Regions from separate parts of the Mus musculus genome. Here region 1 is linked to region 2. A link is a loop called in an ENCODE intact Hi-C map of the cell type or tissue named here. Cell type or tissue: left cerebral cortex. All regions are shown on one strand. Each heading gives the region's core, and the rest is flanking DNA. Links, peaks and the distances in the headings are about the cores only. Region 1 has its middle 27 kb from the start of Ifngas1. Region 2 has its middle 30 kb from the start of Gm38403.

Evidence for each region. Peaks named below come from ENCODE experiments on the same cell type or tissue, not always from the same donor. Only the 100,000 strongest peaks of a DNase experiment are listed, where the experiment ranks them.
Region 1: a loop joins it to region 2, with 2.8 times the contacts of the local background. A loop is called at or near these places in 3 of 42 quality-filtered maps.

The regions. Positions count from the first base shown.
Region 1 is chr10:118,575,257-118,591,633 of GRCm38, forward strand. No RefSeq gene overlaps it. Among named protein-coding and RNA genes, the nearest start is that of Ifngas1, 27 kb to the left of the region's middle. In left cerebral cortex, for the core only: no CTCF peak of the experiment used is centred there; DNase peaks (open chromatin) are centred at 8,267 and 9,498.
Region 2 is chr10:118,949,062-118,965,438 of GRCm38, forward strand. No RefSeq gene overlaps it. Among named protein-coding and RNA genes, the nearest start is that of Gm38403, 30 kb to the left of the region's middle. In left cerebral cortex, for the core only: no CTCF peak of the experiment used is centred there; a DNase peak (open chromatin) is centred at 7,460; H3K27ac peaks cover 942 bases.

The DNA.
Region 1 (16,377 bases), core at 4,914-12,913, 370 kb before region 2:
GGAGATGAATCCAACGATTCACCACAAAAATTGCAGATTTTCATAAAGAGACAAATATAAAGAAGAAGCGAGAGGCAGTGGATTTACTGAGACTTTGTGACAGGTTTTCTAGATGAAACTTTAGCTGACAGTATTTTTTAAAGATATTATATTCTAAGTAAATTTGGAGAGAAATGGCATTCCTGAGCATAGCACAGTGAGATTCTTGGGGGGGGGGGAGGCGTCCAGAAAGAAATAACAAAATACCCCCCAAAGATGGAAAAGAATTCAAGCATATAGTGATTACAGTGTGGAGGCTAAGAATAAAGAATAAGGCTTCTGATAGCTCCTTCCTCCATCTACCACCCATAGGATCCTGAACAGAAATACCAAGAAGCCAAACTGTGTTGTAGTTTAGGCCATATGTAAAATATTGACAGTGACATGAATCCATCCGTGGCGCTTTGTGGAAATTAAGTTAATTAGTAGCTAATTGGCACACCAGGTTAGATGAGCGCTGGTGCGTAGTTTAATGCACAGGCTGCTGTGATTATCCACTAGCTGTCTCTCTGGGTCTGCAGAAAGGGGCTGTTGGTCTAGGACCCGGCAATGTCATAACATCTGTAGTGGCTGACGTCCATTGTATGAAGGGCAGTACTTACACGTAATCTACATGTACTCTCATGTGTACTCTAAATCATTCTAGGGCTTTTGAGAAACTTAATACCATATATACATAATATGTAAATGGATACAGTGCAACACTGCTTGTGGCAAGACCAGTCTGGACAAATTGTTTTATACTCTGCTGATGTGAAAACCACATATGTGGAGTTCTCTCTGTCTCTGTCTCTGTCTCTGTCTCTGTCTCTGTCTCTGTCTCTGTCTCTGTCTCTGTCTCTCTCTCTCTCTCTCTCTCTCTCTCTCTCTGTGTGTGTGTGTGTACTCAAAACTGCTAGTTATAAGGCACAGGAGATAGTCTATGAAAAATAACTAAACTCAAGGGTCTTACAGCAGATTATCTTATTCTGTCCTGGTGATGGAATTTGGGGAAATGCATCTTGCTCATCCTGGGAGGAGATGAGAGCAAAGCTTCCTTCACTTTGGGGCAGTGAGATGGTCTTGGGGCAGTGAGATGGCCTTGCTCCCAAACCTCACTCAGCCTCTCAGGTCACAGGCAAACTGAAAATAACCATGAATTTTGTTCCTGGAGAATTTCATAATGGACTTATGAAATATGAATTTTTTATAATGACATTTTTATAATGACAAACCAATATGTGATGTGTTCTGACTCTTCTCAGCTCCCGTCTGCCATGGTCTCTTTCCCATCCTGTCAGCCTCCTTCTTGCCCGCCATTGTTGTCACACACCTGTGACCTTTGTTTTGTGACTTATTTTTTGAACAACATTTTGATATTCCTAGATATAGACGCCCCTGATGTCTAGGGCCTGTGGCCTGTACCTTGCCCTTGGTGGGAGGTGAGGTGCTGCAGAGTCAATGACACAGACTCTGGGAACAGGTGAGAAGCACTGCTACAGCAAGCTCATCTGAGCACTGCTGCAAGTGCCTTTCATACCCTCCACGCATGTCCCATTGGTTCCAAGAAAGCATCTCTTCTAAACAGCAGTTTCCAATTGGCTGGCATTGTCTGCACCAGTAATCTTGGTTCTCTCAGCCAGTCCTCAATTAGGTCCTCCAGCAGAAGATGCTTTTGTGGCTGTGTGGCTCCCACCAAAATTTACATAGAGGTGGCCCTGCGTTCCTGCTACAGGGCCAGTTCTCCCAGCTAACGTATAAAGCAGCCCTGAAAACACTAACACTCACTTGTGAGATGGCGTTTTCCAGGGGATGCGTCTCAGGTCAAAGTAGACATGCATGTGACAGGTCAGTGACATGTGTGCTTAGGCTAAGGAAGAATCCTTAGTTAAAATCATGGCATCCTCTCTCTCAGGTCCCAACAATGCCACAGCCCTTCCACTTCCATCTGTCCTTTTCCTGTCTCTCTGTCTCACTTCTCTTACTCTTTGTGTTCCTGCTGAGATCTGAAAGGTGGCATGCTACTTTCAATAGTTGTACATGGGGGCCAAGGAATAGTTTTTCATGTCAACAATGCAAAATACTTCTTAAATTGCACAAATGTCTATTGCATATACCATGTATGGAGTATGATATTCACTGTGAAATAATTTATGCTGGGTAAACACTGAACACTCAAAATTGAATATAGTCTTTTTTGACATTTTTTTTTGAAGGGGAGTGAGCCTGGCTGTGTCGCCAAGGATAGTCTTGAACTCATCATCTTAAATAGTCCTTCTTAATAGTGGGGACTCTGGGTATACACATCCAGCTATTTATAAGTTAATGCTACAGTAAGATTTACTAAATACTTAAAATCGTGTTAAAATTCATCTCTTTCATATGCGTATGAATGTTTTGATTGCATGTATGTGTGTGCCCTCCATGCATGCCTGGTGGCCATGAAAGCAAGAAGAAAGCATTGGTCTCCTTAGAACTGGAGTTATAGAGAGTAGTGGGCTTTCATATGGGTACTGAAAACCAAACCTGGATCCTCTGCAAGAGCAGGAGGTTCTCTTAACCACTGAGCCATCTCCTCAAATTCAGCCTTTAAAAACAATTTTGATAAGAGGGATGGAGGGATATCTCAGTAGTTGTACTGGCTGATTTTGTGTGTCAACTTGACACAAGCTGGAATTATCACAGAGAAAGGAGCTTCAGTTGAGGAAATGCCTCCATGAGATCCAGCTGTAAGGCATTTTCTCAATTATTGATCAAGGGAGGAGGACCCATTGGGGGTGGTGCCATCCCTGGGCTGGTAGTCCTGGGTTCTATAAGAAAGCAAGCTGAGCAAGCTAGGGGAAGCAAGCCAGTAAGTAACATCTCTCCATGGCTTCTGCATCAGCTCCTGCTTCCTGACCTGCTTGAGTTCCAGTCCTGACTTCCTTTGGTGATGAACAGCAATGTGGAAGTGTGAGCTGAATAAGCACCCCACCCCCCACTTGCTTCTTGTCATGATGTTTTGTGCAGGAGTAGAAACCCTGACTAAGACCATGGTTAAGAGCAAATAGTGGGGTTTTTTTCAGTTTTGTTCTTTGCTTTCTTGTTCTTGTTTTTTAATTTTTGGGAAATGGGTCTGGCTGTGTTGCCAAGGGTAGTCTCAAACTCATGATCTTAAGCAGTTCTTCTTCATAGTGGGGACTATAGCCATTTATATCTAGCTATTTATTTTTAAGTTAATAATACATTGAGATTTACTAAATAGTGCAAATACCCATTGTTTTAGAGCTCCATTTACTAAATAAAAAGTTCCAGATTTACTAAGTACTCTAAACAGCCACATTCTTCATCTCATGGCTATTTCTAGGGGAATCTGACACCTCTGATCTCTGTGGGCACCTGACCTCATGTGCATATACCCACACAAAGACAGGTACACATATGCAGAGTTAAAAATAACAAAAAAATTAAAAATTAATTTGATTGGAAAAAATCCATTTAGTAACTATAAAATATATTATTTATATGCTAGACAATTTTAAGCATATATGAAGAAAGCTTTGAATCTATAAAAACATTTTAGGTAATTTCCCACTTACTTTATGTTTCAATGAAATTATTTTTTATTCTTTATATATTGCATGCAGGTGTGGTGTGTGCATGTGGATCATGTTACATGTGCATAGGCACACTAATGTGTGTGGGTATGGCTACACATGTGTCCACTTGCTATGGGAGGCTTGGGGTTAACATTGTGTGTGGTCTTTAGTCATTACCCATCATATTTATTGAAGCAAATTCTCCTGTTGAACCTAGAGCTTGCTGATTCTGGCTATCCTAACTAATCAGCTTGCCTCAGAGATTTCCTGTCTCAGCCTCCAGAGTATTAACAAGTATTACAGATGACCAGGGAGCCTGACTGGCTTTTCTATGAGTACCAGGGATCTGAACCCAGGACCTCACGTTTGCATGAAAATCACTTTATTCAGAGTATATTCCATCCTTCAGCTTAAAATTCAATTTTTATGTTTTTAATTAAGCAACATTTTACTTTGAGTTTCAGATAATTTTATATGAATATAATTAGAAATTTTAATAATTTAATATAATAAACTTGGAGTGATGGATATTTTATTTTATACCCAGCTAAACATCACTTGATTGTCACCAAAACATGCAGACATTCCTGCGATACTATCATTCACTGTATTCAGTTTCATTTCATACTCTGCCATTTGGTAATCTAAAAGCCATGGCTTTACCTATACATATTCACTTTGTAGACTCTGAAAGTATATTCAACAGTGGAGGAAAATGCACATTTAATTCAATAGTTTGAATAGTTTCAATAGTTTGTTAACTTGGATTTCTAGCCTAGGTGTAGACATCACTTCATCTTTTCCTTCTGGGGTCTTCTAAATGTTAAGGATCAAGCCTGATGATGAACAATGGAACTTGGTTAAATTCAAACAGATTGTTAGACTCTCTGGGAGTGTGTAATACTTATATTTTGAGGTGTGATCTCAAAGAAAAATTGAATTAAGACATATAATCATAAAAATTAAGTAGTTTCAGCAATTTTGTGAGTTAGTCATCAGGGAAGAGAGGAAAGCTGGGTATTTCTGAAGAGACATGTGTGCTTATAAGAGTGTTGAGGAGAAAGCACAGAGAAATATTTGATATCTCATTTTCAAGCCCGTTGGGGAAACAGAAATAGGATGGAGCTATTTATATATTTCAAGATAGAATATGTACAAGGGTGTATACCCCTCAAGTAAGGTGCTCTGATTGTCAAACTCTATGCCACAAAATTCTAAGAGCTAAATACATACAGAAAATATAGTCTAAAGGCAAGCCCCTACCCCCAAACCAAACCAACAAACCAACCAACCAAACAAACAAACAAACAACAATGTCCCAAATGCTGTTGGGACAGCAGGCATAATATATATGTAGAATGAACTGGAAATGGTCTCCAATGAGTAATTACATAGATTACATTGACAGATAAAAACTCACCATACAGGCCCATGCTGCTCATGGAACATTTGATAAAAATCGGTTGTTGAAGTGACTTAAGAACATAGGAGTGAAAAATAAACCTTGTGTATTCTAGGCCATTATTTCTGGTCATATTCAACAAAGTTGAAAACAGCATTTAAACAGTGACCCCCAAATCTTAAGTACTTGAAAATAAACAAACTCCTGCAGAACATTTATACTAGAGAAGAAATCAGAAGTAAGATTAAAATATTTCTATGTGTTTCTATTGTTTTGTAAGGAACATGGCAGTGTTTCCCGAGAAGCAGAAGCCAGAGAGACATTAGCATAAGAAGAAATTACTGGAAGTAATGGCCAACTGCTTAGGGAAGCAAGTGTGAGTCTCTAAACAGTGGGGTGGGTTTGCCAGCTGTAAACTGGGTGGAAGCAGGAAGGTTGGATAGAAGAGCATCTGGAAACAGCAGCACAGATTTACCCTTGCTAGGACCAGTGTGGGTTACACAGCTAAGCAGGACCCCTGCTGCACTCATCATGACTGAGGACCCCACAGGCTGCTGTTCTTGGTGGGAACACCCTGGTGGACTGGAAGTGTGGTAATCTGAGTCATAAATCAACTACCTCTCTGCAATGGATTCTCTTGAAACAAAACTCAAACAGTGGAAAAAAATCATAAACACAATATTTAGCAGTAGGACACACACACACACACACACACACACTCACACTCACACACACACACACACCACACACACCCCACACACCCCAGAAAGAGAGAGGGAGAGGGGGTAGGGAGAGGGGGAGGGGGAAGGGGAGGGGGAGGGAGAAGGTGAGGGAGAGGGAGAGCCAGAGAACCAGAGAACCAGAGAATCAGAGAACCAGAGAACCAGAGAGAGCTGGATTGTGGTAGCCCATGTACATAGTCCCAGAGTAACTTCTAACTTGGAAGGCTGAATCAGGATATTTGCATTCTCTCTCTCTCTCTCTCTCTCTCTCTCTCTCTCTCTCTCTCTCTCTCTCTCTCTCTCCTCCCTCCCTCTCCCTTTCTCCCTCCCTCTTTCTGCCCCACTACCATCTCCTGTAGCTCAGTCTAGCCTCAACTTGTTACCTTGTTATCTAGCCAAGGATGTCCTAGAACTTTTGACCTTTTGGCCTTCTTGTCACCAGTTCTGGGGTCACAGGCATGGACAGTTCCTGTGTTGCTGGGGACAAAACTCAGGCCTTCATACACTCCTGGAAGTCTTTACTGGGCTACTTCCCTATCCAAGGAGAACGTTAACCTCGTGATTTTATGAGCTCCCAACTGGGCAGCAGAGTGATGACCCATCCCCTAAAACAGAAGTCCATTTAAAAAGTAAACAAAGGAGATCATAGGTCAAAAGGCTATCACAAAAGTTATACAGTCATCCTGTTTTCTGGCTAACTTTCCTGTAGTTCTGCTAGGACAAACATGAATGTACTATGTTCTAGTACTATCACTTCATAATATGCTGTGGAAACCACTGACTGTCAGTTCACAGGAGTAATTTTTTTTTATTCATTTATGCCCACATGGTACTGGTTGTGTTGATGGATTATAGTTTACTAAACATGTATCTAAATAAGGAACACAGGCATGACAGAGCAGAATCTAATGAGGTTGGTTACTCCATTACGTAAGAAGCGAATTGAGAGGTGGGACTGGACAAATTGAGAGGAAGGGACTGGAGTTTCTCAGGATGTACAACACCTCATTCCATGATTTTGACTTTCAAAGAATACTAAAAATTTATATCACCCCAGTTGGGAAAATGGACTTCAAAATAGAAACATAGTCGTAGTCATTTCAAATCCATAACAAAGCTATAATGAAAGAGAAAAATCAATGATTTTTTAAAAAAAAATATAGTGTGTGCACTCTAGATTGTCATGATGGTGATAAAAAGGACTAAAAACAGATATGCATTCTAATTGGGTTTTTGTTTTGTGGGGTTTTCTGGGTGGTGTTTTACTTGTAATGATATGAGCTAGTAAATCTAGAACATTCTAAATTATGCAAATGAGTTCAAAGCAGGTAAATAGTTTTATTTTGGATAAAAGAGCCACAAGTCTAGGTAAAAGAATGACAGAGAGACCCAGAATAAGACTACAAATTCTTGAATTTTAGGATGGGTGATAGGAATATGGGAAGATAATAACTTGATAGATATTTATCTAAATAGATTGATACTTAGTTACACATACACACACACACATGGAAACATAGTTGCTGTATTCATAGATAGGTGTAGATAGAGATATATGTGGATATCTCTCAATCCCCATCACCACACCTAACCTCTTTGGCCCAGAAGCAAACACACCCAACATTAATTACAGCACCAAGTTTTAGTTCCAAAATTACTGTTCTGAATTATGAGGAATTTGGACTTCTGGAGATAATACAGTTATTTAGAGCTGACTTCATATCTGACAAATGAAATACAGGTGAGCAAGAAAAGTTGAATGAGATTGAAAGCTGAGACACACCACACGGGTAGAGGAGCCAACCCAGAAGAGCAGACTGCTGGATGTGGAGCGAGGATGCTCCCACTGAACACCTATATCCAGGAGAAACTCTTTTTTCCTGACATCTAATTAGTTACTTGTCTCATCCTGTGAAAAATAACCTAATAAAAGCAGGTTAAGGAAGCCAGGGTTTCCTGTGGCTCATAAATAGATCCATCATGGCGGGGAGGTCCAGGCAGCAGAGTCTGGAGACAGCTGGTAACAAAATATCCACAGCTGGGAACCAGAGGGTGATAAACGCTGGCACCCAGCCTGATTTCTGTATTTACCCAGTCCGGAGCCCCCAAACTTGGAATGATGTTGTCTAGAGTTAAGGCAAGTCTTCTCACCCCCTTTAACTCAATCTAGATAACTCCTCACAGGCATGCTCAGAGCCTAGTCTAATCTAGGTATCTGATAATCCTTGAAGGTCTGGCTCTGGACTTGTCTCCTAGTAAATCCACATTTTGTCAAAGTGACAATAACATAAAACATCCCAGTATCTGTTTCTTCTCCAGCTTTCTGAGGCCATCTTACAATGGCAATGAGAACTGTTCCCTTAGGGTGCGGGTCTGTAGTGCTTTGCCTGAGTGTCTTAGTCAGTGTCTCTATTTCTGCGATGAAACACCGTGAACAAAAGCAAACTGAAGTGGAAGTTTCTGATTTATTTTAAAAAATCACTTGTGTTATGTGATTTTTTTTTTCTGGAAGCTGCTTCGTGAAATGTCATGTGCTAGTTTGGCTGAAAACAAGACACTGGAGAGGGCATATGATGTTTAGAAAGAATGTAAATAGCACCCCAAGGCATTGAGAGAAGGTTCTTTGTAGAGAGAAATGCACCAAAGAACTTCTTGGGGTATATTCCATTTGGTTCTGGCCACTTCCACTGACATCATGCAGAAACCTTGGGGGTTTTGCTGCATTATGCTACCACTGCTGATTCATGTTTGGTGTTTGCTATTGGACTGGACTTCTGGTATCCTGACAATGAAGAGTGGAAATACCACAATTACTAAACAGGTCCACAGCCCACCTTTCCCTATTAACCTTCTTTCTAACCTACCTCTGGTCAGTGGGCTAGAAGAGAGCAATAAAAAAAAAAAACAATAAAATAGGTTTAGAAAAATTAAAGCCTACAGCAAATTATAGAAGAAAGGGTTTTTTCAGCTTACACATCCACATTACCATTCACCAGCAAAGGAAGTCAGGGCAGGAACTCAAACAGGGCTGGAACCTGGCGACAGGAGCCGATGCAGAGGCTGTGGAGGGACGCTGCTTACTGGCTTATACCTCACGGCTTGCTCAGCTTGCTTTCCTATAGAACTCAGGACCACCAGCCCAGGGCTGGCCCCACCCACAATGGGCTGGGCTCTCCCTCATTCATCACTAATTAAGAAAATACCCCACTGCTGGATCTTAGGTAAGCCTTTACTTAACTGAGACTCCTTCCTCTCTGATGACTCTAGCTTGTGTCAAGTTGATCCAAAAGCAGCCAGTAGACTGGGCCTTGCCTATGGGAGCTTGGGATCCTCTGGTCTTTAACACTTGGATAATTAATGGACTGTTTTAGCGTTGTCTCTGGCAGTAGAGATTTCTCAGGAACACAGTAAGCTAATCTGCTTGCCTCCAGCAAGTTCCGTCAGTAGCCAATGATACTCTGGAATCTTCCCTAAGCGTAGCTTCCTGTGTCCTCCCAGATTTGTCTTCCGTGTCTCTTTCTTTTGACTTAATTAGAAGGGCTTGGGAGACACGAGAAAGAACATGCTTGAATGAGGTGGATGCTGAGTTTGCCATAGTGCCGGATCACTTTATTGATCTGTGAGTAAAGTCTTCCAGAGATTTGGATTTCTAGTCTTTCACTTCTTAGATGCTTGATTTTAGTGCTTTTCCCCCCCTTTCTTTCCAAGTCTGATTGCAAGCCAGCCAATTTTTGCATGAAGTCATTGTTGCTCATTTAGTATCTTGCTAAAAGTGGCATGAAAAGCCACTCTTCGTGAATGCTGTTCCCAACTCCTTCTCCTTAATGCCACATACTCAGGAGACACGTGGCTTGTGGAAGTAAAGACGGGCTCTTTTGCTAAACATGTTCCCTCCGTGGAACATGGATTTCCATTGGTTTTTCCAGCACGTGTTAGCTGTTTCCTCACTGCCTATAAATAATCTCTAAGCTAATCTAACTTTTAAAAATCTCTAGTAATGCTTTGCTCAAATTCAGCTTTCTGTTTTGCTGATGACACTGCCAAATGCTGTACCTCACGAGTACTCTCCTGAGAGTCCCTCCTAACACTGAGGCCCAGGAAATGCCCTGGCTGGGAAGCCATTTCCCTCTACAGAGTGATTCCTGATCTTAGACTCCTTCCGTCTACGGTCTCCAGAACCTTGATGGTCCCTCTTCCAAACAGCAAATGGGAGAAGAGAGCAAGAAATTTATCAGTGATGCATGCCACTCAACTCCTCCCCTGCTGCCTGTGCCCTGGACTATTCGATGCCTGACCCTACCTGCCCTTGTTGCCCTTGGGTTTGAAGGTGAGGTGGATCGGAATCGATGACACAGACTCTGGGAGCAGGTGAGAAACACTGCAGCGAGCTCTTCTGAACACTGCTGCAAGCTCCTTTAATACCCTCCACCCATGCTCCATTGGTCCCAAGAAGCATCTCTTCGAAACAGCAGTTCCTGATTGGCTGGCATAGTCCGCTCCTGCGATCTTTGGTCTTTCAGGAAGTCTTCAATTAGGTCCTCCTCCAGGAGATGTCATTTTGGCTGCACGGTCTCCAGCAGAGGCTGCCTCGAGGTTCCTCCTATGCCATCCCATTAGTGGGAAGGCATCACATACTCCCTAGTAGCTTCTGTAAGTGGAAACGCCACTTGCATGTAGATAGATAGTTTTCTCTGCTTTTGTTTTTGTTTGTTTGTTTTGTTTTGTTTTTTAACCTACCGTAAAGGCTGCGTTACCCTTTGGCCAAACACTGCTTATCACCTGTGTAAAACCTGACACACTGAGTTCATTCTTATTATTTGTCATCTTAGCCTATTTTAGTGAGAAATGTTAGCTACTTTTCTCACTGCTAAGACAAAACAGAAGCTATTTTGAGGGGAAAGAGTTTATTTCACTCACAGATTAAGGCTTCAGGCCATCATGACCAGGAAGTCACCTACCTGCACAGAAACAGGAAGCAGTATGTCACATTGTATCTGAGGCCAGGAAGCAGAGCGAGGCGTGACTCCTCTGCACACTTCCTCCTTTGTCTTCAGCCTGGGATTCCATCCTCTGGGATGGCACTGTCCACATTCAGGCTGTGTGTCCCTCTCCATTTAAGCCTTCCTGGAAACACCTTCATAGACACACTCAGCTTTGTGTTCCCATGGTGATTCGACATCCCATCAAGCTGTCGATAAAGACTAGCTATCACATGAAGTCAAATCTGAAAGAGGAAAAAGAAATCAGCATTTAGTTTTTTTTTTAATTTTTGAGATTATAACATAATTAATCCATTCACTCCTTCCCTTTATTTCCTCCAAATCCTCCCATATATGGTTTTCTTTCAAACTCATGACCTCTTTTTAATTTTTGTTTTAAATATACATACATATATATGCACACATACTATATACATTATATATAAATACACTCATACACACGTTCGCACACACTCTGCTCAGTCTGTACAATGTGACTTGTATGTACACTTGCAGGGCTGACGCTTGATACTGGATAAGCAACTGTGTTCCTCCCTAGGAAGACTATTTCTCTTGCTGTCAGTACTCCTTAGTTGCCTACGGTTCTTTGTGTAACACTGAGGCATCTTGAGCTTTCTCCTTCCATGTGAGCATGTCTACTGGTGACATTCATGTTCAGGTCATCTACCCAGGGCTAGTGAAGTTGTGGATCTTGGAGGAGAGCCTCAAACTGACCCTTCATTAAACTAGCACAAGTCCTAAGTGTAGTCTAAATATTTGTCCTTATACCCACAGGTGAGTGTAGTTCTCAGAGCTCACCAAGGAAACTTTTTTGCAACAAATGGAGACTATAACAGAAAACCACAACCAATCAAAGACTGAGTCTAATGGCATCTGATACATCTGTAGCGAGACTACTGCACCCAAGGCTACAGGATCATTGTGGAAATTGGAGAGGGATATTATTATAGCTAGAGGAACAGGATGTTTTCTGTGAGCCTGTATCTCCTAGAAATTCAGAAGCTACACACCAGTCTCCCCAATAGGGCGCCTAAACATCAGTGTTCCCTCTGTTAAACTTCACCATGGCAACAGCATCTCTATAAACACAGCAGTGATTTAGGGAATATATTTTATTAACTGACATGTGGTGATGGATGATAAAAAACGATGCGGTGGCTTGCAGGCTTCCTCTGGTTCATTGTGCTAGTCTGTGGTGCCTTTTCAGAACACTTTGTTCTCTGTGGTCTCGAGGTTAATAAAACGGCATGAAATTTATTTCCACAGACAAACAGCAGAACCCCATGTGGGTGAGTGGACAAGGTATGTTCTGGATGCACGGTGTCCATTACAAACATGCTGATTCCTTACCATCAGCACCTTCAAATGTGATCTTACGTGGAAGTGCGGTCCTTATAGATGTGTATGTTGAGGTGAGGCCGTTCAGGCACACCATCATCTAAAATGACTGGAGTCCTCATAGGAAATGATGACAGACACACGGGGAAAGGGTCAGGGTAGACAGAAGCAGAGGCCACAGCAATACAACAGTGGGCTGGCGCTCATCTGTGAGGGCCACCAGCAGAATCTCAACGGTAACACACTGATGTCCATTAACCATGATTTTGGACTGCCAGCTCCAAAAGTTCAAAGGCAGATTTCTGTGTTTCTGTTTGTTTAAGCCATCCAGCGAGGCCCTTGGCTACTTAGGCTGGAGAAAGCAATCCAAAGAGCACAGACTGAAGGCAGAGCAGGTGTGGGGATCATTGAGACCTCCCACAACTGACATCTGTGGTGGAGACACAGATGTGACAGGACAGTTTACCTCTCTGAGCTTCTCAAATACAAAATAGGAGAGGATAATTGGGATTTTTAAGGACTCTTAGGAGTATTAAAAATAAAACCTTTAGCCTACATCCTGACAAAGTATAAATGCTGAGCTATTACAAACCTATTGTGACTGTTTTGGTGTTTTGAGTGGCATGGGGGTATTTTAGGTATTACTGCATCTTTGGATGAGAGGAGGCATTTCTAACCTCCCCAGGTTCTCAATAGTCTACCACTTAGTGACAGTGATGACTTCATGCTCCCACTATTTAGCTTTGGAGTCCAAAAAGGAAAGACTTGCAACGAGAAAGATCAGATGGTCTTACAATGCAGTTGACTCCTTGTTTGGAGAAGTACTCGCTGAGGACTCTGTGTGGCCCACTGTGGGGATTCGACAGGCGATAAATCACGTGCAAACTGATGACAGGAAGGATCTAGTGACGAGAGTCCTGAGGGCAACGAAGTAAACATGCTCAGGGTAAACATGGTACCTGTAGTCACAACCCCTGCCCAGAGCCAGGGCAAGCTTCCTAAAGATGTTCCCTCGCTGAGTCCCCATGGGCAGGTGCCAATCACCGAGCCTGAACAGCTGAAAGATGGAGACAGTGCAAGCCCCAGGCAAAGCCTTCCTCTGGGCCAGCTTCCTCGTGAGTTGCCACGGGAGTGGTTCTGTCTGTTCTCGTGTATTGTATGACGTAATTACCTCAGACTTGGAAACTTTATGTTATCAAAAGCAACTGAGTGTTCCTTTGTTATCTAACTACTCATTCTGGGCTTCTATTTGCTCAAAAAGAAAAGTGCTCTGACCACCAATTTCAGTTGAAAAGAAACCATAATTCTGCACAGTACAATCAAAACCATAGTTGGCTCTTTTTGTCTCTGCTAGGTCGTTTGCTGTGAACTTTTTTATGCTGATGGAGTGGGAGTTTAAACTGGTACAGATACTTTGGAAACAAGTATATAAGGTTCTCAAATGGTTAAAAATATGAGCCAACCACTCCAGTATGCCTATGCCCAAAGGATTCTATATCCAATCATAGACAGAGTAGCACATCCATGTTCATTGCTGTTCCTTGACAATAACAAGGCAATGAAATCAGCCTGGATGTCCATCAATAGACAAACATGTGATAACGAACATGTGATAATGAACATGTGATAATGAACATGTGATCCACATGCACTGGAATTTTATTCACCTGAAAATAAAACTGAAATTGTGAAATTAGAAGGAAAGTGAATAGAACTGGAAAATGTTTTGCTAAGTCGGGTAACTCAGACTTGGAAGATGAGTGTCGTAGAATAGGAGAATCAGCTAAACATCTGACTGGGTTTGCTTCTCTGACGCATACAGAACTAAAGAACGACCACCCCACAGAACCAAACTAATGCAAAGACTAAGGGAAAATTAAACAGACCAATGGGTGAATTACAGATAGCCAATAAATGCATTTAAAAAGTCTAGCATACTTAGTCTTCAGAGGAATGCAAATCACAAGCACAGGGAAATAGGGCCATTTGGGGAGAGTAAGAGGATCAGTGAGGCAGAGGTGAAACAGGAGAAAGCGATGCCTAAAACCCATGTCTATACAAGAAATGCATAACAATAAAAATTTTAAAAGACAGAGACTAGTTGGAGTTTTGGAGCAAGCGTCAACAATACTGCACCCATTTTTCCTGTGAACATTCTAGTTTCTTTACATCATCAAACGTCTACATCATCCATCAACCCCCGAGCACCCTAACCCATCCAGTCTGAAGGTCTTTTACAACATATTTAGACACCAATTTTAACAAATCTTATTGTTATTGTTAACCTTGATGCTGAAAAATACTTCAATGAATACTCTTCATTCATCAAAGTATGTTTTCATTCAAAATAACTCTATGGTGAAAGATAATAAAAACTCCACTCTGAAAACAGAAAACTGTATTCTCTCTCTCTGGTGAAGAGATTCAAGGGTTGATATGGAACATCTATATAGTTGAAGGTGTGTTTTTTGCTTTAGGATTTGATCACACTTGTAAGACCACAAAGATGTTTAATAAATAATTTGCCCGTTTTTTAATTGGGATATGCACTAATTGAAAGCAGGGCTTTTAAACATCAACCCAAAGCTAATTGTCATTGTTTAATTTATAATATGTCTGAAGCATAGATAGTATACTCACATAGAAGAAAGCAATCAATGGCAGTTTTTCTACAATATTCGAAAAAATAAACAAGGCAAATTGACTTCAAGTTAAAATTTCATCTACTTCATGGTTTGAATATGCTTGGCCCAAGGAGTAGCACTATTAAGAGGTGTGGCCTTTTTGGAGAAAGTGTCACTGTGGGTGTGGGATTTAAGACCCTCTCTAGTCCTAGCTGCCTGGTAGCCAGTATTCTGCTGGCAGCCTTCAGATAAGATGTAGAACTCTCAGCTTCTCCTGAACCATGCCTGCCTGGATGCTGCCATGTTCCCACTTTGATGATAATGGACTGAACCTCTGAACCTGCAAGCCAGCCCCAATGAAATGTTGTCCTTATAAGAGTTGCCTTGGTCATGGTGTCTGTTCACAGCAGTAAAACCCTAAGACAACTTAATGTCAAATTACCTGATTATGTTCAGTGAGCAAAAAAATTTAAAAGACAAATTTGTGGTCTGCTAATAATTTACAGATATTTGTAATGTTAAAACATATGACATCAAGTATAATACATTAAAGAAATATATGTGTGAAGCTTTTTATTATATTTAAATTAATTATTTTGTTAATTTACATCCCAAATGTTGCCCCCCTCTCGTCCCCCTCCCAGAGTTCTTCACCTTATCCCACCCCCTTCACTTCTGAGAAGGTGCTCCCCTCCCTCCCAGGCATCCCCCTTCCCTGGGGCATCAAGTCTCTACAGGATTAGGCTCACCCTCTCCCACTGAGGCCAGACAAGGCAGGACTTTGCTACATCTATAGTTTGGCAGCAGCACTATGTGGTGCTGCTAGAACAAGAACCTTTGTATAGGTTTAAGGATCCACAATAGTTCTCCCAAGCATCACCTACTTTGTGCTCCTCAGAATCCCGAGTCTCCTCTGGCATGCCATTCACTAGAAAACATTATAAGAATTTCATTCCGTGCTTGTTTTTTTCTTCTTCTTGAGATGGTGAGCAGGTAGAGGGGAGGACCTGCATCCTACTAATTGCTTCTTCCCTGAAACACGCATTAGCATGGTGCTTACTAAACTCTCAGCTGATAGCGAAATCGACGGGACTGGTAGTCAAAGACTATATGTATATGTACATGTATATGTAGTTGTATATGTATAGGATGTATATATGTGTGTATATATGTGTATACATGCATGTTTATGTATATGTATATGTGTGTATATGTATATGTATGTATATACGTATATATGTGTATATGTATATATATGTTTATATGTGTATACATGTATGTTTATATATGTATATATGTGTGTATATGGGTATATGTATGTGTATATGCGCATATGCATATATGTGTGTACATGTATATGTGTATATGTGTGTATGTGTGTGTATGTATATGTACGTGTATGTGTATATGTGTGTTTGTGTGTATATGTGTATGTGTATATATATATATATGTGTGTGTGTGTATGTGTGTGTGTGTGTGTGTGTGTGTGTGTGTGTGTGTGTGTGTGTGTATATATATATATATATATATATGCTGGCAGTTCAGACATAGGAAAGAACACTTGCAAGGGAGCTGGCTAGACTCAGGGATGAAAGGGTTCTCTTAAAGTTCTCGTATTTGGACCTAAGAATCCCAACCACTGTGTCACACCACTACCTATGGAATCTACCTCCAAGGAGCAAGTAGCTTTTTTT
Region 2 (16,377 bases), core at 4,336-12,335:
AGACTGGGGCAACATCCCCATATCACCAATGTGATGTCTCCCACTCTGAGCAGTTTCTATAACTTTCCACCCTGCCAATGGCCACTATGTGACTGTCTAGACTCTGCATGTTAAGCCCATCCAATATAGTTCTCTTACAACTACATGTTGTGATGGTTTGTATATGCTTGGCCCAGGGAGGGGCACTATTAGGAGGTGTGGCCTTGTGGGAGTAGGTGTGTCACTGTGGGCTCTAAGGCCCTCATTCTAGTTGCCTGGAAGTCAGTATTCTGCTAGCAGCCTTCAGATAAAGATGTAGAACTCTCAGCTCCTCCTGCACCATGCCTGACTGGATGCAGCCATGCTCCTGCCTTGATGACAATGGATTGAATCTCTGAACCTGTAAGCCATCCCCAATTAAATGTTGTCCTTATAAGAGTTGCCTTGGTTGTGGTATCTGTTCATAACAATAAAACCCCAAGACACGTGTGTATTCTATTGCATTCTGTTCATTCTTTTCCTCTCGAGAATGCTAATACAACGGTAGACCCAATACTTCTCTCCCCATTCAATTAACTTGTGCAGGATAAACATTAATTTTTCTGAGATACTGTTTACTATCTGTCATTCTTATGGCTCCAAATCTCTGTTTTTCTCCTCTTTTTCTCTTTTTCTTGTCTTCCTTCCTTCCTTTCTTCCTTCCCTCCCTCCCTCCCTTCCTTCCTCTCTTCCTTCCTCCCTCCCTTCCTTCCTTCCTTCCTTTCAATAGGAACTCATGTAAACCAGGCTGGCCTCAGACTCACCACACAGCTAAAGATGGCCTTGTTTTTCTCATTCTCCTGCTTCTGCCTCCAACCTCAGTTGCATCATGCTGTGCCTGATTTGTTCGGTGCTGGCAATTGAGCCCACGGTTTCATACATGTTGGACAAGCCCGCCACTGTGTGAGCTATTCTGACCCTTTTTATACTTTTTAAATTAAACTTAGAACCTTTTACATAGTAGGAAAGCACTCAACCACTGAACTACATATCTCCAGCACAAACATTCCTATACTTTTAATGGCTCCATTTCAGGGTCTGATGACGTAGCAAAACAGAAACAAAAGCAACAGCCTCAGCAGGCGGGCCTCAGCCTTGAAATTCTCCTGCTTCAGCCTCGGAAGTGTGGAAATCAGGCCCCCCTAGAGCAGTGGTTCTCAACCGTCCATAGTTTCTAATGCTGTGACCCTTGAATACAATTCTTCATGTTCTGGTGACACCCTCCTCTAATAAAAGCCTAAACTCTTCTGGCATTAGATATTCAATCTACCGTCTCATTCATGTTCTCTGATACTCCACAGGACAGATATACTAAGTGATCTACTCAGAAACCTCAAGTCTATCATACTGTCAACTCTCTACCTTACTCATCCTGCCTGTGACTTATTGACGATCCATCCATTCCCTCTAACTCCTGATTCTTTGGAAAAATATCCATGATGCCCACAGGGAGTGCAGAAGTAAGATAAGCACAGCTCCTATCAGAAGGATCTTTAAACTCAGGCTTGTTGAACGCCATGCCTGGATATGTGGCGTCGTGATGACCACACATGACTTCCCCCACAAGAGAGTGACTTCTTTGATATAAGATACAAAGCCCTGGGAGGGTTTAGCTTGCTCAAGTTTCTCTCTGTGAGAAAATAACAGGCACACAACTTTAAACTGCTTCCGAATCCCACTCACCTTTCTGACCTAAACTCAATGTGTGGTTCTTCATTGAGTTGTTCCCAAACTCTGCAGTCTACATTGGCAAAGTCCTTATTCTTCTGCGCTTCCTGACACTAATTCTGTGCTAGGCTTCTCCGCTCCTTGTCACATTTTGTCTTCTGGTTGTACCAGCAGCACTAAGTGCTTCACCTTGCCTCCTGTGGGATATCATGGTAGAACGATGGTCTATGTGCCTTATACTCACCTTGAGCACCTAATCCCAGAGGAAGCTAAAAAATGAAAACGAATGTGTGTATGCATAAATGAACATAATGACTAGTGGATTTTCAGGCTACTTAAAGTTACATGGATAACCAGCAAGCTTCACCAGAGGCCCCCGCAGCCGTACCAAAGATACTGTGTTCTTGTTCCTTATAGTCATAAAGATATGTTCTATGATGATGGCAATACATAGATCCTACCTCTCCAATCCCTCAAAAGAAAGCCTTAGGATGAATAAGTAGTCAGAGGGCCCCATTCTGCCCAATAGGTCTTAGGTTACGTAAATGGTTCCCAAGAAAATCTCTAAAGGGAACATGATGCATTCTGTCAGCTATAAAATATTCTCGGTGAAAAAGAAACTGTCTTCACTACCCTCCGGGCGGAAGGGCCTTCAATAGGAGCCTGCTGCTGGAAGAGAGGCCAACAGCTAGCTAACATTTTCCCACCAACTAAAGTTTAGAAATGGACAGCACTTGTCAGTGTGCATCAGATCCTCTTTGCCCTGCTCCTGGGTCTGACAATGCTGCTGCTGCTGTGTGTGTGTGTGTGTGTGTGTGTGTCTGTGTGTCTGTGTGTCTGTGTGTCTGTGTGTCTGTGTGTGTATGTGTCTGAGTGTGTGTGTCTCTGTGTGTGTGTGTCTGTGTGTGTGTGTCTGTGTGTGTGTGTCTGTGTGTGTGTGTGTCTGTGTGTATGTGTCTGAGTGTGTGTGTCTCTGTGTGTGTGTGTGTCTGTGTGTGTGTGTCTGTGTGTGTGTGTCTGTGTATGTGTGTGTGTGTGTATGTCTGTGTGTGTGTGTCTGAGTGTGTGTGTCTCTGTGTGTGTGTGTCTGTGTGTGTGTGTCTGTGTATGTGTGTGTGTGTATGTCTGTGTGTGTGTGTGTCTGAGTGTGTGTGTCTGTGTGTGTGTCTGTGTGTGTGTCTGAGTGTGTGTGTCTGAGTGTGTGTGTCTGTGTGTGTGTGTGTCTGTGTGTGTGTGTCTGTGTGTGTGTCTGTGTATGTGTGTGTGTGTGTGTGTGTCTGAGTGTGTGTGTCTGAGTGTGTGTGTCTGTGTGTGTGTCTGTGTGTGTGTCTGTGTGTGTGTGTCTGTGTGTGTGTGTCTGAGTGTGTGTGTCTGAGTGTGTGTGTCTGTGTGTGTGTCTGAGTGTGTGTGTCTGTGTGTGTGTGTCTGTGTGTGTGTGTCTGAGTGTGTGTGTCTGAGTGTGTGTGTCTGTGTGTGTGTCTGTGTGTGTGTGTCTGTGTGTGTGTGTCTGTGTGTGTGTGTCTGTGTGTGTGTGTGTGTGTCTGTGTGTGTGTGTCTGTGTGTGTGTGTGTGTGTCTGTGTGTGTGTGTCTGTGTGTGTGTCTGTATATGTGTGTGTGTGTGTGTGTGTCTGAGTGTGTGTGTCTGAGTGTGTGTGTCTGTGTGTGTGTCTGTGTGTGTGTGTCTGTGTGTGTGTCTGAGTGTGTGTGTCTGAGTGTGTGTGTCTGTGTGTGTGTGTGTGTGTCTGTGTGTGTGTGTCTGTGTGTGTGTGTCTGTGTGTGTGTGTCTGTGTGTGTGTGTCTGAGTGTGTGTGTCTGTGTGTGTGTGTCTGTGTGTGTGTGTGTCTGAGTGTGTGTGTCTGTGTGTGTGTGTCTGTGTGTGTGTGTCTGTGTGTGTGTGTGTCTGTGTGTGTGTCTCCTGCCTCCGCCATCTTGGTTCCTTAACCCTCTCGCCTGGGAGCCGGGCATAGTGATTTGCTTCATAGTTCCTACGCTCGCTGTCCTCCCCATTCTTGGGACTTCAGATGAAGTTCCAGAACAAGCAACATTTTGCTCAGCATAAGTAATAAGATGATCTTTGCAGTGGGTGTCAAAAGAAAAGCCATCAGACTGTGCCTACGCAAAGAAAGGCCAGATGATAAACAAGTTTGCTTTGGTTCAGTGAGTGCCTCCGAGCACCTGCTAAGGCGCCTCGCACTCACTGGAGGCTACGAATACAGAGGAAGATGCAATTCTGTCTCTGAGCTGAAGGCGCTTATTATCTCGCCTGCTGAGGACTCAGACACCTTGGCGTGTGATCACTACTCTGGGCTGTGAGTGCAGAAAGCAGGAGAATGAGAGGTAGGGCAGCCACTCCACCTCAGGGTAAGGAAGAAGGTACAGGCGAAAATGGCCATATTGTCATCTTACAGTATAAATGGACCTATAGAAAATGAAGTCACAGTTTCAGGGAAATAGTTCCCAGCGGCTCAAAGGTAGGTTCCACAGCCCAGATAAAGCCAAGGCACTGTGATAGTTAATTATATTGATAAATTAATATTTTACTATGTGTGTATATATAACTGTGCACTCATGTGTGCATAGCACGCATAAGGAAGTCATAAGACAACTTACAGAAGTCAGTTCTTTCCTTCTACCACATGGGTCTGAGTGATCAAGTTCAAGTCATCGGGCCCAGCTGCAAGTGCCTTTGCCTGCCACGCCATCTCACCAGCTTCAGAGTTACTTGTTTTAATCCCATGAAACAGGCAATGCTCAGAGCTCTGCACGTAGATCCTGACATCCGAGGTTATTTTAACTTGCTTGAAGTCAGGTGCTTATCCCTCGGCCATTTGGCTGGATAACTATGATTAGGAGCAGCCTGAGTGTTCTGGGCGATGCTTAGCCTCTGCCCATAGCCAGTGCTGTCCACAGTTTATCTCAGCAGGACAAGGGAACACTCCCGAATTTGTCAAGATTGCCTCTGGTTGAGAAGCACAGAGTGGGAGAATGAACACAATCATATCAGAATTTTTTTTTTAGAGCTGATAATAAGTTCCTGTGCAAGGCCTGTCTAATAGCCAGGGTCCTGTCATCATTAGCATAGTTAAGTCTTTCCTTAGGCCATGGCTACTTGAGATGCAACAACAACTGTTGAGAAGTCCTTCCCATTTCACCTCCAGCTTTTCTCACTCAGCCTAGAAAAGTAACCCAACTTCTAGCTGGACTTTCAAAATAAGCCACCCTTGTGCTCAGTAACAAACTGTCAGGGAATTAGATATGGGCATTCCCCAAGACTGTCGTTAAAGGAATGAAGTGTGCCCTCTATCCATTCTTTCTTTTTAATACCACTTGATGTGGGAATATGTTTGCTGGGGCTCCAGCACCTACAGTTGACTAAGTGGCAGGAAATCAAACCACAGGTGACAGTATAAATGGATGGGAAAGAGAAACGGAAGCTGTGGGAAGCCTTGTGGCCCTCTACCTACCAGCCACCGTGGGGGTCCACTTTCTCACGGCTGTCATCAGTCTTTGCTCCCTCAGACTCACCTGGTGTTGACCAGCATCATCACCCAAAGCAGACATTCATGTCATCCTAAAGGTGGCATTGGGAGGTGGCTTAGGAAGTTCAGACAGTTTTTCTACAGGGATCTTTGTAGGAAATCCCGTCCCCACCTCTTCTCTTCCATGAGGGCACAAGAGTCTTGTTCTCCTAACAATGAGCCTCCCACTGCCTTTCCCTCCAACACTGCAGTCAGCTCTCAGTGCTACTGTTCCAAACTAGTTCCTAGACTCTGATGTGTCTTTGTATTTTTCAGACACATAAAAGTAAAAAAAAAAAAAAGAAAGAAAGAAAGAAAGAAAGAAAGAAAGAAAGAAAGAAAGACAAAAAATGAGCATGGGGACCCCAATGGAGGACTTAGGGGAAGGACTGAAGGAGCTGAAGGGGTTTGCAGCCCCATAGGAAGAACAATATCAACCAACCAGACCACCCAGAGCTCCCAGGGACTAAACCACCAACCAAAGAATAAACATGGAGAAACCATGGCTCCAGCCGCATATGTAGCAGAGGACTGCCTTATCTGGTATCAATGGGAGGAGAGGCCCTTGGTCCTAAGGAGGTCTGATGCACCGGTGTAGGAGAATGCTAGGGTGTGGAGGTGGGAGTGGGTGGGTGGGAGTGGGAGCACTCTCATAGAAGCAGGAGGAGGGGGGATGGGATAGGGGGGTGTGGAGGGGAAACTGGGAAGGGGGATAACATTTAAAATGTAAATAAAAATATCCAATAAGAAAATGAAGTGAGAGTGCCTATTATTGGCAGAATTTAGGTGAGAGGGGGCAATATAACTTTATGTATTTATGGTATAAAGGTGACATATTGCTGTCTTCTTAACAGCCATTTACTAATTGCTACAGAATTGAAAAGTGCCTGCACGTTTCTGCCCTTCTACCTACTTCTAAGTAAAGTTGATACTATGCACAGGAATATGTATTGCGTTTTTCTCAAGAAAGGAAATATTTCCTATAAAATGAATAGCTGAAGGTATCTGAGGTCCGTAAAGATCGTGTTGACATTAAAATGATAGGACTTGGGTCTAGGAAGATGACAGTGTGTCTGCCACAGCCTGGCACCCTGGTTTGCATCCCCTGCCCTCAGGTAAAAAGCCAATCATCTTGACCCAGGTCCTATTGGGTCCAAGCCAATCGTCTTGATCCCAGCCCTGAGGAGGTGGAGGCAGGAGGACCCTGGAGCTCACTAGTCACCCAGTCTAGACAAACTGTTGCCTCTAGGTTCAGTGAAAGACCATGCTTCAAAGCCGTAAGGTGGGGAGAAATTGAGGAAGACACCTAATGTCAACCTCTGGTCTTCACATACCCACAAAGACACGTGTGCACATGTGCACACATACACACATGCAGAACAATGTGAGATACAATAATGTACATTTTTTTTTAGGATAGGATGAAATTGCCTGGAACAAGATGCAAAAGAAAAGAAAAGGAAGGAGAACTAAAGATGGAGTCCTGGAACTTCCCAGGACTCGAGAACTGGGAAGATGAGGAGAATCTGGTCACACAAAAGAAGCAGCCATTGTCAGTGAAGTCAGCACAGAGCAGGGACACTGACTTCTCAGCATCCAGGACAAAAAAGACTCTCCAGCAGGTGATAGTGACACCCCCAACATGCCAAACGCTGCTAAGAGCTGCGCAGGGTGAAGGCCACATGCAAATCTCAGCAGCACAGCAATAGCCAAGTGTCGACTGATAGACACCCTCACTTGCCTTCAGTGGGCTCAAGAAAGAATGAAGGTTATAGAGCACAGAGAGCCAATGCAGGTAACCAGACATTTTTTTTTCCCCACAAGGAAAATGTTTCAGTTGGTTAACTGGGAGCCTTTGTTGAGTACAAGACGTTGTAGCCTATTTTTAGAAGGGAAAAAAATATGTTACAGCAGAGAACAAAAATAGGTGGTCCGAGGCAGGGTCATCTCATAGACAGGTGAACCTCAGACAGGAGCCAGGAGAACAAGCGTACCTGCTCCCGCTGAACGGAAGCCAGGACGCATGGCACCGATGAAAGTGTGCCATCACACTTGGTTGGTGAACATGGAAGAAATTCTCCTCTGATTGCTTTGGTCAACATCCAGCTGAATTGCAGTTGAATAAGCAAACTCAGCTGAAACCAGAGGAACTGCAAAGTCTAAATCCTCAGCCCACAGACACAAGAGCTGCATGCTTATGTTAAGCGACTGAATGTTGGATGGTGCGTTAACGTGTTATTACCATAGCAATAGACAACTGATGCGAGGAATGGTCCAAATTTCACGGAGTCTATAGCACTGCCTCGTTTCAAGAGCACGGAGCACATGTTACATAATATGTACCGTTTCCTTAACCATTTGCCTGCCTCTTTCTGACTGCTGCTGCCAGAAACAGAGCTACAAGAGAGAGCTGACTACACATGCCTCTGCGTGCACACATGGATGTGAATTATGGATCCCTGCAAGTAGACTCTCTAGGTCTCTGTGTAACTGGGATATGAATAAATATGAGGACACTGACTTCTATGAAGGAGAGAGCCAGAATCCATATTTACATGCTTGCCAACAATTTATTTCCACTCAACTTTATGCTTTTGGCATTTTCTTTGACTGGTGTGTCAATGTTTTCTATGGAATCTTCTGCACCTGAGATTCTCTCTTCTACCACTTGTATTCTATTGGTGATGCTTGCATCTCTGACTCCTGATCTGTAAGGTTTAAGGTTTTCTAACTCCAGGGTTGTCTCCCTTTGTGGTTTCTTTATTGTTCCTATTTCCATTTTTAGATCGTGGATGGTTTTGTTCATTTCCTTTGCCTGTTTGATTGGGTTTTCCTGTAATTCTTTAAGGGATTTTGTGTTTCCTCTTTAGGGGCTTCTAGCTGTTTACCTGTGTTCTCCTGTATTTCTTTATGGGAGTTATTTATGTCCTTCTTAAAGTCCTCTATCATCATCATCATAAGAAGTGATTTTAAATCCAAATCTTGCTTTTCCAGTGTGATGGTGTATCCAAGACTTGCTATGGTGGGAGAATGGGGTTCTGATGATGCCAAGTAACCTTGGTTTCTGTTGCTTATGTTCTTATGCTTGCCTCCCGCCATCTGGTTATCTCTATTGCTACCTGTCCTCGCTATATCTGACTGGAACCTGTCCTTCCTGTGATCCTGGTTGTGTCAGAACTCCTCAGATTCCAGCTGTCTCTGTGACCCTGTGATTCTGGAATCCTGAGATCCTGGGTGTCTCACAGCTCCTGGAAGTCAAGCTGCCTCTGGGACCCTGAGATTCTGTTGTGGCCAAGGTCCTAGGATCCTGGGATCCTGGGAGTGTTAGAGCGCCTGGGAGTGGAGCTTCTTCTGGGTGTTGTGGGACTGGCTATGGAGTTTGTGCCCAAGGTCTGCTCAGGGCACCTGCCCAGACTGGAAGGAACTTGTGCCACTGGTCAGGCAGAGTTCCTGGGTGCTGGTTCCAATTACTCCCGGTGTTGGGGCAGATGTTGTGTGCTCCTCACGACATGTTAGAGCACCTGGGAGCAGAGCTTCCTCTGGGTGTTGTGGGACTGGCTGCGGAGCTCATACCTAAGGTCTGCTCAACGCATGGGTCCAGACCAGAAGGAACCTGTGCCACTGGTCAGGCGCAGTGCCTGGATGCCTGGGTCCCGCTGGCCCAAGTTACTTCCGGTGTTGGGGCAGAGGTTGTATTCTCCTCCTCCACTCTACTTTATGTCAAGTTTCCTTCTTGGCTAATATAGTAAAGAAAAAATGTAAATGAATGTATATGTCATTTTCTACCCATTTTAGTCCAACACTCTAGAATGCACTTACCAATCCGTCTGGTCCCGGGGATGCTCAGAATCTGTTTCAGACTTATCAGCCCTGCCTCAATGGGCACAGAGACCTTTTTGCTTCATGCTCTCTCCCAGTGGTTCTATATCATCAATAACTTCCTTAGCCTCTCACTAAATGTCAGCCATCTATAGGGAACATATCTCAAGACAGGTGGGAAGGTTGACCCCATGTTTTCAGAGGGATGCTCATATATGGAAATGGGGGGGGGGGGTTGGGAGGAGTGGGGAGAAGAAGAAAATTAAAGACAGAACACTGGGACAGATGGGAGTCACTTTCTTTGATCTTTACCATGGTTGGTCATTTGAGTCTCTCAAGAAATCTTAAGTTAACCACAATTTACTGATTTTTTTAAACTTCACACATAAGTATGTATTTATATCATTCCCCCCTCTCACTACTTCCCCCAACTCTCTTCATGCCATCCCCCTCCCCAGCTCCCTCTCAGATAGATAGATAGATAGATAGATAGATAGATAGATAGATAGATATAGTGTCTTTAATTGTTATTGTTACACATAAATATTATACATATACATACACACATATATAGGCATATATGTGTGTGTGTATATATATATATATATATATATATATATATATATATTCTAGTCAATTAAGCATTTCTTGTATGTATATGTTTTTAGGACTGACCACTTAGAATTGATCATCCTTGGAGAAGAGAGCTTCTTTCCCTCTTAGAGCAGTCATTAATCTTCTGTAACTCTTTATCTAGGGGTGGGACCCTGCGAGACCCTGCTCTCAGCTATGCTGGCATGAGAGCAGGTAGGGCCATTCGTTGTTCAGTTCTTGTTGAGACAACCACAGTTCACTTTGAATTTGAAACACTTTAGGACAGTCAGTGTGACACATGTACTAGCAGACATTTTCACCTGTTCGTTGCTCAGTTGCTCTAAGTAGGTTTACTTTCTCACAGGCCTGGGAGCTGCACCAGTATAAAGCAGTTTGAAGTCATGATGACAACGGGAAAAATATTAAGCAGGGAAGGGTCTAGTTGCGCGGAGTGGGGTGATACAATTCCTGAGGGTAGGTCTGGGCCTTTAAACCTTTTAATTATCATAATACCATATCAGGCATGTATGCGGGATATTTACGTAACTCTTTAATGTGCTGTACACTTTTAAGATGTGAAATGAGAACAGGAGTCCATCTCTGGGTAAGGGTCAGATTTGACATCCACCCAGGGGTAGAATCTCCTCCATCTTCTAATTTTACCCAAGCTCCTGATCTTTACTGCTTTGCACTCAGAGGGCAATTAGCTTCAATGGTGCTTGCTGATATTTAAGCATTTTTCTTTGGTGGGCCTAGCTAAACTGCATTTGAAATAATAACCCTCTCTGAAGATAATAGGTCTCTGGGGGAAAAAACAATGTGAGTGCCTGAAGAGAACTGAGATGGGGTCCCACCAAGGACAAAGTACAGAAGTCTTTTATCTTCCCAGTTAAATGGCTCGAGAGAGTGAACCTTCTTGTAACTGATATGATTTCCTGGATGGCTCAAGAAAATGCAACGTCTTTAAGCTCTGAGTTGAAATTCTTAAATAAAGCACCAAGTTGAAAAGACATACTTAAATTGAGCTGTTCATTGTCTTCATTTCTATGGCATTCCCACTTAACGTGCCTCCCCCCGCCTTCTGTGCATAATGAACCTTAGTTATGAGGGAAGGAGGCTGGCAGGGGAGACAACTGGGCCATTCAGGACTTCTAGTGGGTTCATCAGATAATCACAAAACATCGGTGCCATTGAGAGGGCTGGAAAGAAAGACAGAGGGACAGGGCCACGGGCGCAGAGGCTAGGCGGGGATTCGGCAGCAGCCCTTTTTGAACAATTCATTCAAACAATTGTTTTCTTCTTTCTGGGAAACAACCAGTTATTTGAGTCAATTTTGAAACAAATGGTTGTTTTGACTTCAGGCTCTCTTCCCCAAGGCTAAACTGAAGTTTGAATTTGGCTACAGCTATGTTCAATTCACTACTAAATTGACATCTGGTTAGAGAGACACACAGCTGCCAATTCTATTCCAGAGGCAGATAATCAGTGTTGGCTCACTCTGTGGCCTTCACGGGAGCAGGAGGATGTATCTCAGCAGACTCCCCCCGAGTGGAGGCACTGTAAAGGCCAGGTACGCCAGTGCTTGCTTCTAATCCCAGCACGCGAGAGGCAGACGCTGGACCATCAGAAGGTCAAGTTCTCAGCTGCACTGTGATTTGGAGGCCTATCTCAACACCACCACTGCCAAAAAAAAAGGGGGGGAGGGGGTATGGTGGCTTCAGAGGTGGGTGGGTTGATGGTAAGTGCTTGCTTCAGAAACATGAGGGCCTGAGTTGAGATTCCCCACACACCACATAATAGCTTATGCCTCGTTCTGCATACACCTTAGCACCAGTGATGGGGGTGGAGACAGAAGGATCACTGGGTCTTGTTGGCTACTGGGCTACCCAAATAAACTTGAATTACAGGTTTGAGAAAAGACTGACTCAATCTCTTAACACACACATACTCTCTCTCTCTTCTCTCTCAATCTCTCATATATATATATATATATATATATATATATATATATTTTTATATATATATATATATAAAATCTCTCTCTTGATGATATATATATCAGCCAGAGGCCAGGGTATAGCTCAGTGTTAGAATACTTTTTTAGTTTGCTTAATGTCCATATTTAAATATTCAAAAACATATATAATACACATAGACACACATACACAGAAGTACACACGTACCAAAAGCGTGGAAAAATAGTGTATAGTAGATAAAAATATATTGCTCCAAGCAGCCAGTAATCTTTGAGTTTGGTTACTTTATTTTCCTCTCTCTCTCTCTCTCTCTCTCTCTCTCTCTCTCTCTCTCTCTCTCTGTGTGTGTGTGGGGGGGGGGAAGGGGGAGGGAGGGAGAGAGGGGGAGGGGGAGAGGGAGGGAGAGAGGGAGAGGGAAAGAAAGGAGAGGGAGAGAGAGAGGGAGAGGGAGGGGAGAGGGAGAGGGAGAGGGAGAGAGAGAGAATACATTGCCCTAAAAGTAACTGATTCTCACCCATTTTTTCTGTTCATATTGGCCATGCTTCCACACCTGAATTAAGGAGTTTCATGTTGATACTCTGCCTTTCTTATTTATATATCTACCTCCCACTGCACTATTCTTTTGTTTATCACAAAAGTATATAACAGGAGACTTTATCTCTCTCTCTCTCTCTCTCTCTCTCTCTCTCTCTCTGTGTGTGTGTGTGTGTGTGTGTGTGTGTGTGTGTGTGAGAGGGGGGAGGGGGAGGGGAGGGGGATGGGGAGGGGGAGGGAGGGAGGGAGGGGGAGACAATGTCTTCACAGCTGTGGCTAAGCTCTGTGGGGACTGGGGGCTGCCCAACAGGCTCTTCCAGGTATCTATAAGTATTTATCCTCTCTCAGTTTCAAGGCATATCTGGGCTCTTGGTTGATCTTTTATGCATTCATTGTCACTTAGCATTCATGGTTTTCATCTCCTAAGCAGCAGAGAAGACTTCTCTGCAGGGTGATTTTTATAGCTGTCCATAAAGGGACCTCTAGTGACAACAAGCTTGACAGCCACAAGAGGTCTGTGATGACTGAGGCCAGTGCAGAGAGACAGAGGTTACAAGGCAGAGAGCTACGGCTCACCTCCGCTCAGTTGCACTAATGGCTCTCATGCCACATGGAGCACTTGGAGACTTTGAAGAGGTGAAGTGGTTTCCATGGTAATGGAAAAGCCTCAGCAGGACCCCAGCCTCTTGGAGTTGGTCATCCATCCGCTGGCTACCAGTGAGTGCGCTTACCTCCAGCCAGCCTTAGCAAGCCGGTGACTCTGGAAAGCATGAATTGGCCTCTGGAGTGCTTTGTGCATGCCATTCATCCTTCTCAATGGTTCCTCCCCAGAAAGGAGCTCTGCTTGTTATTCATGGGCTTCGATTTAATGGCAGTGCTTTGTGTATGCTGTTCCTAACAGCAAGATTTCACACATGCATACACTCCAGCAGTGTGTCGTGCATTTTCTCTTGTTGAGGGTCTGAAGTACTGGGTGAAAGGGCAGGTGCATCCAGAAGACATAAATCATCCAATTAGCATAGTTGTATGTTGAGGGACGGTCAACATCTTTATGTCTTCATCTATTAAAAAACCTGGCAACTCATTGCCCTGTCAACTTGGCAGAGAATGCTCTTCCCCTTTAAGATGAGTTAAAGACACACTCCTCAAATTTCTTTGTAAAGTGTAAACTGTACGTAAATGTCATCTTTATTGTTGCTCTCCCTTTGCAGAGCTGGTCACTCTACACTCTACCATAGAGTGATAATTATGCTGTAGGAGGCTTTGATTGTCCCTTGTGACAACTGACCAAGGAATAACAGACTTAGAGCAATCTAGATTCCACATAACTGTCATTCTTTGGAGATTCTTTGCATCATCCAACCAAACACTACCTGATTGGTTGACACTAGCCATTAATCTAGCAAAACTCAAGCAGAAGAAGTTAAGAGGGGCCTCTTTCCAGAAGTTAAAGGACAGGCCGTTTCACATCATCACTGGTATTCCACCACCTTACACACAGACCTTTATCATTACCATCCAATTCACAATAACATGGGTTGTCATTGAGGACGTTACACTCATCACAGAAGCCAGACACAGAAGGATGGGTACTGGACTAATAAGAAGCTTCCAGAACTGTCAGGAAACCGGAATGGTTTGCCTTGTGTTGCTATGATAAACACCCCAACCTAAAGCAACGTAGCGAGAAAAGGATTTTCTCTCTTAAGTGTGGGAGTCCATCTTTGTACTCTATTTGGGAAACTCAAGGCAGTCGCTTGAAGCAGAGACTGGAGGAACTCTGTTCACGGGTTTGCTTACTGTGGTATTCACCTGCTTGTGAATGGCCAGGGACAGAAAGTCATCACCGGCATCTCGTCACACACACACACACACACACACACACACACACACACACACACAATGCAATGAAGGTCTTCGTGCAATTGTGCATCAGAGCGCCCCCACTAGGCTTCCCAATAGTGGAGCCATACATCTTTCCTTCCTGCTAGGTTCAGTGATGCAGATAATGAAATAGAGCGGCCAGGTGGTTATTCATATCCTCCCATAGCAAAGTGATGCCTGCGGTGTCCTTCAAACCCATGCAGGAAAAAGACACCGTCTCCAAAGGAGGCACCCCGTGAGCTGCTCTGGTGCGCTGAGCCAAAGGGGTTTAAATCAAGGTCGGATGCAACTCTCATGAGGAGGAATGCTAAGGCAGCGAGTATCGGACAATGAAGCAAGCCATGCCTCTGATGGTCTCTTTCCTTTTCTGTGCTCTTTAAAGCAATTGTTGTAACAGAAGGACTTCGTGTACTCTGCAGTGCCCACTGCCTTCCAACAAAACTAACATTTCCCTCCAGGCTCTGCTAACTCTTTGCCATGACTCTTGGCCTCTCAGCCATCTGCAGTTGTTGAATAACATGCTTCAAGATTGTCGGGGTCCTAGGAGTTTCAGCAAAACCATAGGCATTTCTGTAAGGTGTTTCAATTTGTGCTGATTAACAATGCGTTTCCTTTCCAGTGTATCCTCGGCTAGAGAAATTGCCAGTAAAATCTCTTCAGACCTGCTGGGCCAATCACACACCAATTCATAATAAAGGTAGTCAATGACTTAGTGGCTCTTCTCTGAGATGGCCACCACCAAGAGTTTTAAACATTTAAGGTGAAAGTTAATTGAGCAAACTAGCTGGTTGACAGACTTTGAATCTTTAAATAAGGAGCCAGACTTCGCCTGCATCAGTCAGCTGGGATCACCATAATGAAGTTCCATGAATTGTACAGCTTGACAGAAACAGCAGGGGAGGAGGGAAGAGGTGGGAAAGTTCTAGTATCTCTTCCTCCTCCTTCTCTCTTCCTCCTCCTCCTCTTCCTCCTCCTCCTCCTTCTCTCTTCCTCCTCTTCCTCCTCCTCTTCCTCCTCCTCTTCCTCCTCTTCCTCCTCTTCCTCCTCCTCCTCTTCCCCTTCCCCCTCCTCCTCTTCCTCCTCCTCCTCTTCTTTCTCTCCCTCCTTCTCTCCTCCTCCTCCTTCTCCTCCCCTCCTCCTCCTCCTCCTTCTCCTCCTCCTCTTCCTCCTCCTCCTCCTCCTCCTCCTTCTCCTCCTCCTCTTCCTCCTCCTCCTCCTCTTCCTCCTCCTCCTCCTCCTCTTCCTCCTCCTCCTCCTCCCCCTCCTCCTCCCCCTCCTCCTCCTCCTCCTTCTCCTCCTCCTCCTCCTCCTCCTCCTCCTCCTCCTCCTCCTCTGCTTTAATTGTCTAATTGACACTGCCATTCTGTAGGGCTTAGTTCTGGTACACAGGAGTTAAAACATGATTAGTTTCAATTCAAACAACAGAATCAAAATTCTGTGAGAGTTTTTTTCACTATCTCCCGAACCAAAGTTATAAATGAATCTCATGCTTAACATCCAGGCAGAAAGTGGAGGTCTACCTTAGCACAGATAAAAATAAAATTGGCACTAACATCTTATGGGACTTACATTCTCCAGAGAACATCTGCCATTATTCCCAGCCTTCCTCAAATGGAACAAAAAGCATAATATTCAGCAAAACTTAAGGAGACAAAAGGAAAGGAAAGACTTACGTTAGGGAATAGTGAAAGGCTAAGTCTGTCTTTTGTTCCCTACCACTACATTGAAGAATCTTAAAGGGCTGGGTATGGCGCTGGCAAGGAAGGTTCACAGAGGCAACAGCTATGTGGGTGTAGCACCAATATTCTAAGCACAAACAATATTTGGAGCTTAGAAAAATAATGTTACATATTTACATAGTAGTACATATCTTACATGAGTAGATGATATGTAACATCCTATATATGTACTTCATGATATTTTTTTTCAGGTGTTTATATAGTAATACATATCTCATATAAATAGATGATATGTAACATCCTATGTATATGCACAACAATAGTTTTTGTCAAGAAGAAAACTCAGAAAAACAGTGGGAAGATCAACTGTGGCTGTAGCTATAAGTAAGTATTTAGCAGAACAGATTAAATGTAAGCATGGTAAGAAAGTCTAAGAGGTGAGAGACCGGAGGGATAATATTATTTCCTACCTGCCCAGGGTCTTCCTCCAAGTCCCTCGCAGAAGCCAATAGAGTGACTGCACTTAGGGCTTTGCTTGTCTTTCCCATTGATTGACATAGAGATGTACAGATATGAATGGCTGCTCAGTGTAGGAGAGCAGAGACAGAGAATGAACACTGTGGTGTCCAAAGCCAAGGTTCTAAGGTTCCACTCTGACCAGGGAAAGGATTCACAGCCTAAACACA